Regions from separate parts of the Homo sapiens genome. Here region 1 is linked to region 2. A link is a contact called in ENCODE Hi-C data. All regions are on one chromosome and are shown on one strand. Each heading gives the region's core, a stretch centred on a gene start or an enhancer-like site at or near the end of the contact. The rest is flanking DNA. Distances are from core to core; before and after follow the strand shown.

Evidence for each region. A loop is a pair of places that touch in the nucleus more often than their neighbours do. Pooled maps may share reads with other maps.
Region 1: a loop to region 2 is called in a map with no recorded cell type, with 9 times the contacts of the local background. The contact joins two enhancer-like sites. A Hi-C loop is called at or near these places in 4 of 37 single-sample maps with no recorded cell type and 7 of 50 pooled maps.

Annotation. Positions count from the first base shown.
Region 1 is chr10:88,269,308-88,273,867 of GRCh38, reverse strand. The region is part of intron 1 of LOC101929727 (a long non-coding RNA gene); the gene reads right to left. It also overlaps a transcript of RNLS not described here. Among named protein-coding and RNA genes, the nearest start is that of RNLS, 310 kb to the left of the region's middle. RefSeq lists an enhancer at 2,218-2,267. Within about 2 kb of position 1,932, at least 7 of the 41 ENCODE cell types and tissues checked have a DNase peak (open chromatin) inside an H3K27ac peak, as active enhancers do.
Region 2 is chr10:87,927,883-87,930,736 of GRCh38, reverse strand. All of the region lies in intron 3 of PTEN (phosphatase and tensin homolog), which reads right to left. Among named protein-coding and RNA genes, the nearest start is that of PTEN, 66 kb to the right of the region's middle. RefSeq lists a silencer at 1,502-1,601. Within about 2 kb of position 1,581, at least 2 of the 41 ENCODE cell types and tissues checked have a DNase peak (open chromatin) inside an H3K27ac peak, as active enhancers do.

The DNA of each region.
Region 1 (4,560 bases), core at 683-3,182, 340 kb before region 2:
ACGTAATTTTTTAACCTATCAATTTGGCATTTTTTTTTGAATGACTAAATTCTAATCAGGGATTAAAATGACTGGTACAAGTGAAAACTTTCACATCCTGTTCGCATAGTAAGTGGCAATATGTATCAAGTGTTTTTTAAAGCATGTTTTCTAACTCAATAAATTTCATCTAGGAGTCTGGCTTAAAGAAATAATCCAGGATGCAGACGATGGTTTATTTGCAATATGTTTATTTAAGCATTAGTTATGATAGTGGAAAACTGGAAATAACCTAAATCAACACTAACAGGAAATGGCTGAATAAATTCTAATAGATCAAAACAGTGGAATTTAATGCAGTCATTTTAAAATGTGGGTTTAAAGCAAATTTTTCTATCTGGGATATTTTTTGTGATATAATGTTAAGAGAAAACCCACAATATGTAATGCTAAGTCAAGAATACAGGATGCTTGTCATTTCTAAAAAACATCAAGTGAGTATAACATGCATTTATGTGTGTACATATATTAAGACCAAAAGAAATATTCAATGTCTTCAAGGTGGTGGGATTTTAAAAAATTTTCATTTCTTTCTTTATATTTTTTCTGTATTTTCACAATGAGCAGTCAGGCAGCCAATTGGCCTTGTGTTGAGGTGCTCCAGAGGGCAGAACCAAGACTAGCAGCAGTAGGAAAGTGATTGAAGCTAATATCAGTAAGAAATTTCCAATAAGCAGAGCTTTTCAATGTGGAGCAGACCTCTGGGAGTTTCTTTCTGCCAGCCCAAAATGTTTCCAGCAGAGGCTGGGTGACCACCATCCACAGTGATCCACAGTGGGGAGAGGTCACAAGAACAGTGCATCCCAACCCTGGCTGGGCCACAGCATCACCCGAGGGAGGATAGAATGCAGATTCCTGGGCCATGAACCCTATCTACCTGGATTGAAACTCCAGGGCTGGGGTCTAGGGATATGTATTTGCCTTAAACTTCCCCAAGGAATTCTAAAGCAGCGAGACAAAGTTTCTACACCTGAGAATCCCTAGATTAGAGACTTTCAAGGCAGCTTCCAACTTGGAGATTCAAAGCAATTTTGCAATTCAAAGGTCTAGAGACTATTTGAGTATCTATCTTAAAAAAACGAAGACAACAGTATAGATGCAAAGGGAGGCACGGCTGGGGTTGAAGGATGGAATCATTTGAAGATCAATACTTTTTCATTCATTTATTTATTCAACCACCAATGACCAAGAGCCTGTGCTGTACCAAGTTCTTCATGTAAAGCACTTGGGATATGTTAGGGATCAAAACCGTTTCCTGCCCTCATAATGGTCACATTTAGGTCAGGTTAACATAAAACGTAGATTCTTGGGCCCAGGAATGACTGAATTAGAATCCCTGGAGAGGGACCCAAGAATCCATATTCTATAAATGTTCCCAAGGTGCTGCCTGTATACACTAATGCAATGTTGTTTTTCAAAATATGGGCTTTGACTCATAAGTGGTTTGTTATAGTAATTTAGTGAGTCAAGAAGCTTTTTTAAAAAATTAAAATAACAGAAAAAAGAACAGGAAAAGGAAAGGAAAATTAGAATGCTGACACATGGAAACAGTAACTTGTTTCATAAAGCTTCTGTTTCTGTGCCCTGGGCCACAATGTAAACTGGGTTTCAGATGGAAAACCATTGCTAGAAAATATGATATATAAAATACATCACTGCTCTAGTCCTCTCTAACCCCTGCACGCAACAGTTCTGTTTTAGTCCAAATCTGGAGGTGAGATGCTGGGGCACACTGACCACCTTGAGGAGGGACAGGCTGTTCTGGGAATTTGACTCACTGGGAATATCCCTGCTATAATGCCACTTCCTTTTTCTTTTGGATTGAGCCTAGGGCTGCACTCTTGCACAGATGGTAAAGTCTCCAGCACATGTTGCATCATTTTCTCTGGTAGACATGACAGAGCACTGCACACTATCTGTCCTGGCCTTCGTGGCAGAGTTAGAGCCGCATACAGAAACGAACTCCTGGGACCCATTGCTTCCATTTGCTAGGCTGCTTTTTAGGGGAACAAGAGAGCAGGTCTTATACAACCAATTTTCCAGGCCAAGTCCTGGGTATTTGATTTGGGCCCTTCATATCAGGTCAAAACCATATGCAACCCATACTTGGCAACCAAGATGAAAGATACCAATTGTTTTAAATAAAAATGAAACCGGACGGGGTGAACAAACCCACATAAGACAAGCTGAAAAGTCCTCCCAGGCTCTCTGAGAACCCAAGAGCCTGCTGTGCTGAGCAGACCAGGGATGTTCCTGTGGTTTACTTGTTTGCTGTCACGGAAGTTTTGCTGTCACTAAGAAGAAAAATCCAAAGGCTAATTCAGCATAAATGGTCCCCTTGGCTGCACTGAGGGCAGTCACAGGTGAGTCATAAACAGTGTTGAAAAGTAGAGATCCACCCTAGAGGCCTGAGACATGCTGCTTTTATCTCCAGCTCAGAGCAAGAAAAATGTCTCAGAAGGAACTGAAAATGGAATTACTCAAACTGAAAACTGCTGTCCTCACCAGGAGGATTCCTTTCCTGACCCAAGTCTGGGAAGTGCCACTGGTAAACCCCCAGAAATGAATTTGCTCATCAGTGAAGGACAGAGCTAGATATTCTCAGATGTACCCAGTGACATTTTCGCAGCATTAGAAGCCAAGCCTCCTTCACCTCAAACCAAATCACTGAAATGCTTGATTCTGTGCAGCTGTGGTAGAAATGCCCTGTATCAAAGGCAGGCTCCAGTACCACAAGCCAAAGATAAATAACAGAGGAAATGATCAAGACCATGACCTCTTGATGACCCCCTGGAGCTAAATCTTTGCTAGACCTCAGAATATCAAACAGGCCACCAGCCCGCCAAGAGCAGTTCATGAACAGTGTGGAAGCCACCTCAGCCTGCGAGAGCCTGGCTCTCTAGAAACTTGAGACATCCCAAAGGAATTTCTTGTTTTATCCTCCCAAACAGGGGTTTGTTAATTCTTTCTTCAAGTGAAGAAACCCTTTCCAAATAAACGTACCCAGAAAAGGTATTTTCCATTTACTTGGAAGTTGGGGTTGTATGTATCTCTTGTCCGGTGGTGAACTATTAGTATTTTGAAAAGTGTGTTCTCCCACCAACTAGCAAAAAAAATGAAACAGAAATACAAGGGCCTTCTCCTACTGGAGATTTTGATTATAGATTCAAACAGGCAAACATTATGGAGTGTTTACTATTGGACAAGTATTGAGCTAAGTTCTCAGAGGATCCTGAGTGGAACCAGACTCAAGTTGCTCACAGAGGGAAACAGTGGGCAGCTGAAACTTAGGTTTCTTTCTCAAATCAGTGTCATAGCACCTGAAGGAAACTCTGGGCCACCACTTCGAGTTTAGGAACCCCTGAGGCACAAGACAGCAACTGAGGCTGAAGGGACCCAGTATCTAACAAGCAAGACTTGTCCCCTAAATTGCCTTTGGAGTGCCTGGCCTGAAGACTGAGGCAAGCCAGCTAAATCCTCAGAATAAAAGATGTGGAGAGCAGCCAGGAGACACCACCTGATGCTCAAGGAGAAGGAGATCTTGACTGCACTTGACCGCACTAGGAGTGCAAATAGGTCTAATTTGCGTCTCTTAGCTGCAAGACTCACCGTGGAGTACAAAGGTCGATCAACGGAGATTATAGGTAGAAATAAGTGTCATTGTTTCGTTTACTCCTCTCTCCTCTTGTCAAAGAGGGCCTCAAAGTTTAGAAGACTCATGTTCCCGGCTGGCTTAAAGAAATGACTCTTCTTCTCAGGGCTTTGTCAGAAATATGAAGGGTTTGGTTAGACAAGTGGATTTCAAACTGCACTATAAGCTGGGCGTGGTCACGCACGCCTGGAGTCCCAGCTACTCGGGAGGCTGAGAGAGGAGAACCACTTGAACCCAGGAGGCGGAGGTTATAATGAGACAAGATCTTGCCACTGCACTCCAGCCTGGGCAACAGAGCGAGACTCTGTCTCAAAAAATAATAATAATGATAAAACAAAATAACAAACTGTGCTATAGTCATAGAAGTTATATTCAAATAAAACCTTCTATTGTTGTGTACATAAATCAAGTCCAAAGAAGAGCAGCACTACAAGTTAAAGAAGGAACACATTGTATTCCTCTAAGGCCCCCTCAAAGCAGTGTAAGCCATGGATAAAGGAGACTTCTCAGGCCCCTGTTGCCCAATTCTGAAACCCTTTTTTAAAATGCCCCTCAGACATCCATGACTTCTGTCTTTGGCCTGTTGTGGGGCAGTCACCCAAATAATGGATCAAGACCTTGTAAACCCAGAGCCTCCTGTTTCAGCAGGAGTCAGTTAGGCCAGGCCCTAGTTTGATGATGGGTAAGAATGACGGCTCAGACCTGCCTAATATAGCTGTCACTTTGGTTTTTCTGCCAAAGCATCAAGCAAGCAGTGAAAAAACATGAAATTAGGGAGGGAGGACTAATAAAATAGTTTCATGCATAGGACCTCAGCTTAGTATACTAGCCCTATTTACATATAGACAACCTATTCTCAGGAATCTCAT
Region 2 (2,854 bases), core at 332-2,831:
TTCCTCTATGAAAAATCTGCATGCTATTGGAATATATTTTTAATTTTACAAGTACCTATAAACAACTGACTAGTTTCAATAGTATCTGTATCTCATAGTTAAGCATACATAATTCTCAAACTATTCTTCAAAAAGATATATGTTAAAAATAGTAAAAGCATAAGGACAGTAAAGAAAAACTGAATGTTGTTAATCTACTTGGCCAAATGCTTACTAATTTTTTTTTAAACCAGACCTTACTCCCTGTTGAAAAGCCAACGATCACCTTTTTCAACAGTCTCTCAGATTGCAAGTTTTAATTACAGTATGAGAGTAATGAAAGAATAAGTAAAATCAATACAGAATAGTAAAATGCTGACTTGTCATTACTAGAGTATGCTAATATTTGTCTTAATAGCAGTGATATGTTAGTATGTACTGGCTTTCTAATGATTAACAGGCCATGTTTACAAACAATAAAAGGCTCAGAAAGAGATCTTACATATCAGTGTGGTTAGCAGTACCCTGGTAACTCCAACTACTATGCAAAACAAATTTTTTAAAAATTACTTAAAATAAACTCTTAGCATTTTAAAACAAATAAAGGTCCATAGCTCCTTAACCTGCAATTTCAATATCCCAAAAGTTCAAAACATCTAAAATTTTCTCTTAAGTTTTATGGCAAACTCAACTACAGCAAATCCTGATCTGAAGTAATAAGATTGTACATAATATTTAATACACTTAGAGCGAAGAGTAAAACATTTCATTTCAGGTACTGACCCACACCCCACTGGGGTGTTTATGTAAAAGTATATTTATCTGTGCTACCTTTTGAAAACTAAAATTTCTGAAAATGGAAACATACTTGGCCCCAAGAGTTTCAAATAAGTGATTGTGAACCTGTATTGTACATTTAGAAACCCTGAAAAACATCTATATAGTTTCTTCTCTACCTTAAAGGTAATTCAAAACCAAATTCACATGAAGGTTTAACTAATTATAAATAAACTACAATCCATTGGTTTCTAACTGGTCAGACCTAAAATAAAACAACTTTCATACTACCACTCAAAACAAAACAAGCTTTTCCTTTTTAGTACAATTTAGTATATTGAGTTTTTCTAGAAAGAAAATGCATTTAGTAATGACATATGCACATATATGCATCCTTGCTAGTAATTTCATACCCACTGACATGAAAAACAGGAAAAAGAGGACTGACAAGACAGTCACATTTTACACTTTCTTTGGTACTTTTAAGATAAAAGGGGAGAAATTGTCAATAGTGAAGAATTCATAATGGAATATTTTATAAGGAATCAGAGATGTAGGACTAGGAAACACAATCTAAGAAGCTGGTCTCAGGACAACACAACAGAAAATAAACATTAGTTTTGTGCAGCTTCAGTTCTCTAAACTTCCCCTACTTTCTCAGGATCCCAGAACATGTGGTTTGACGAACACTCCTTAAGACTGCTTTAATAAAAATGCCTCTCAAATATTACTGTTAAGAGGACTATATGGACGGAAAGTGGAAGTAATGACTACTAAGTGTCAACCAGATGAACACACCTTACAAAGAGTTTCCACTTTTTTTTGTTTCATCCTCACAATCACGTGATAACTGTTATTATCTCCATTTTATATATGAGAAAGCTAAGACTTAAGAGCATTAAAAAACTTGCCCCAAATAACAGTATACAAATGAAAGAGCCAGAACTCAAGCTCAGTATCTCTGATTACAAAAGTCAAACTTTTTCTACTACTGTTCCATAATTCTACTTATAATAAAAAAAAAGTTTTAAATACAAAAGCAGTAACAAATTTCAGTCAAAGCCAGCATTCCTACAAGAGCAGTATCTGTCATAAATCACAGAACCAACAGTGACAGTAAAAAGCAAGGAAAAAGTTATGAAAATCTTCACAGGTAAGCATAGGAAATATGGGAGCAAATATGCTGGGACTAGTAATGATAAATATGCTCAGGGAATGGGGGTTGGTAGGATAAGGATGAAGACTTTCTTCTTAAATTAAAATCTCTGATAAATGCCCTCCTTCCACCTATACCTACTGACAGTTTCTTTTAAATTCTTTGTGGTTTGGTAGTGATAAGTCTCTCAACAAACTAAAATTAAAGATACACAAATGGCAAATGGGGTTTAGCCATTTAAATTTAACCATTTATGCTTCCTTATAACTAAAACTCAAAAGATACCAGTACCTCATATTGGTTTATATGAGACAAGAGAAATGAATAAGCATTTAAAGAATGAGTTTTTATGAAACAAGAGGCAGAAACTGAAGGAATAAGATTAACAGGAAAAGCTTCCAGAGAAGTGAGATTTGCCATAGAATCAGCTAGGTAGGCAGGTCTCTTCTTTACTCTCTTTGATGAAGCTATCACCATCTTACAAAAGAAAACTTAATAGATGAAAATTAGTAAAGCTAAAGGTTTACCACAAAATGATAAAGTATGTCAAATAAAATATGCACTGAAATATAGTAAATACCTTTAAAAAATTGGTATACAGTGAAAACTTAAATTCCTCAAAGGCAAGAAGTATACATCTCTTTATTCACTATCTCCCCTTCCCCATTCCTACCAGATTATACAACAAGGAACAAAAATAAAATATACTTGTACAAAACAAACTGATTAATTCAATTAAGTAACAGTACACCTGAATTTGCTTAATGTTATGAATGCCTGAAGAAAACACAGATATAAACAGATACAGTTAATCAGAAAGGCCATATTAGGAACTCTTCTTCACCCATGTATATCATAATTGCTATAAAAGATTTAACATACTATTAAATGTGGGTATGCCTAGTGCAAATATTTTAAGATCTTCAAATTATGTATGTTTGC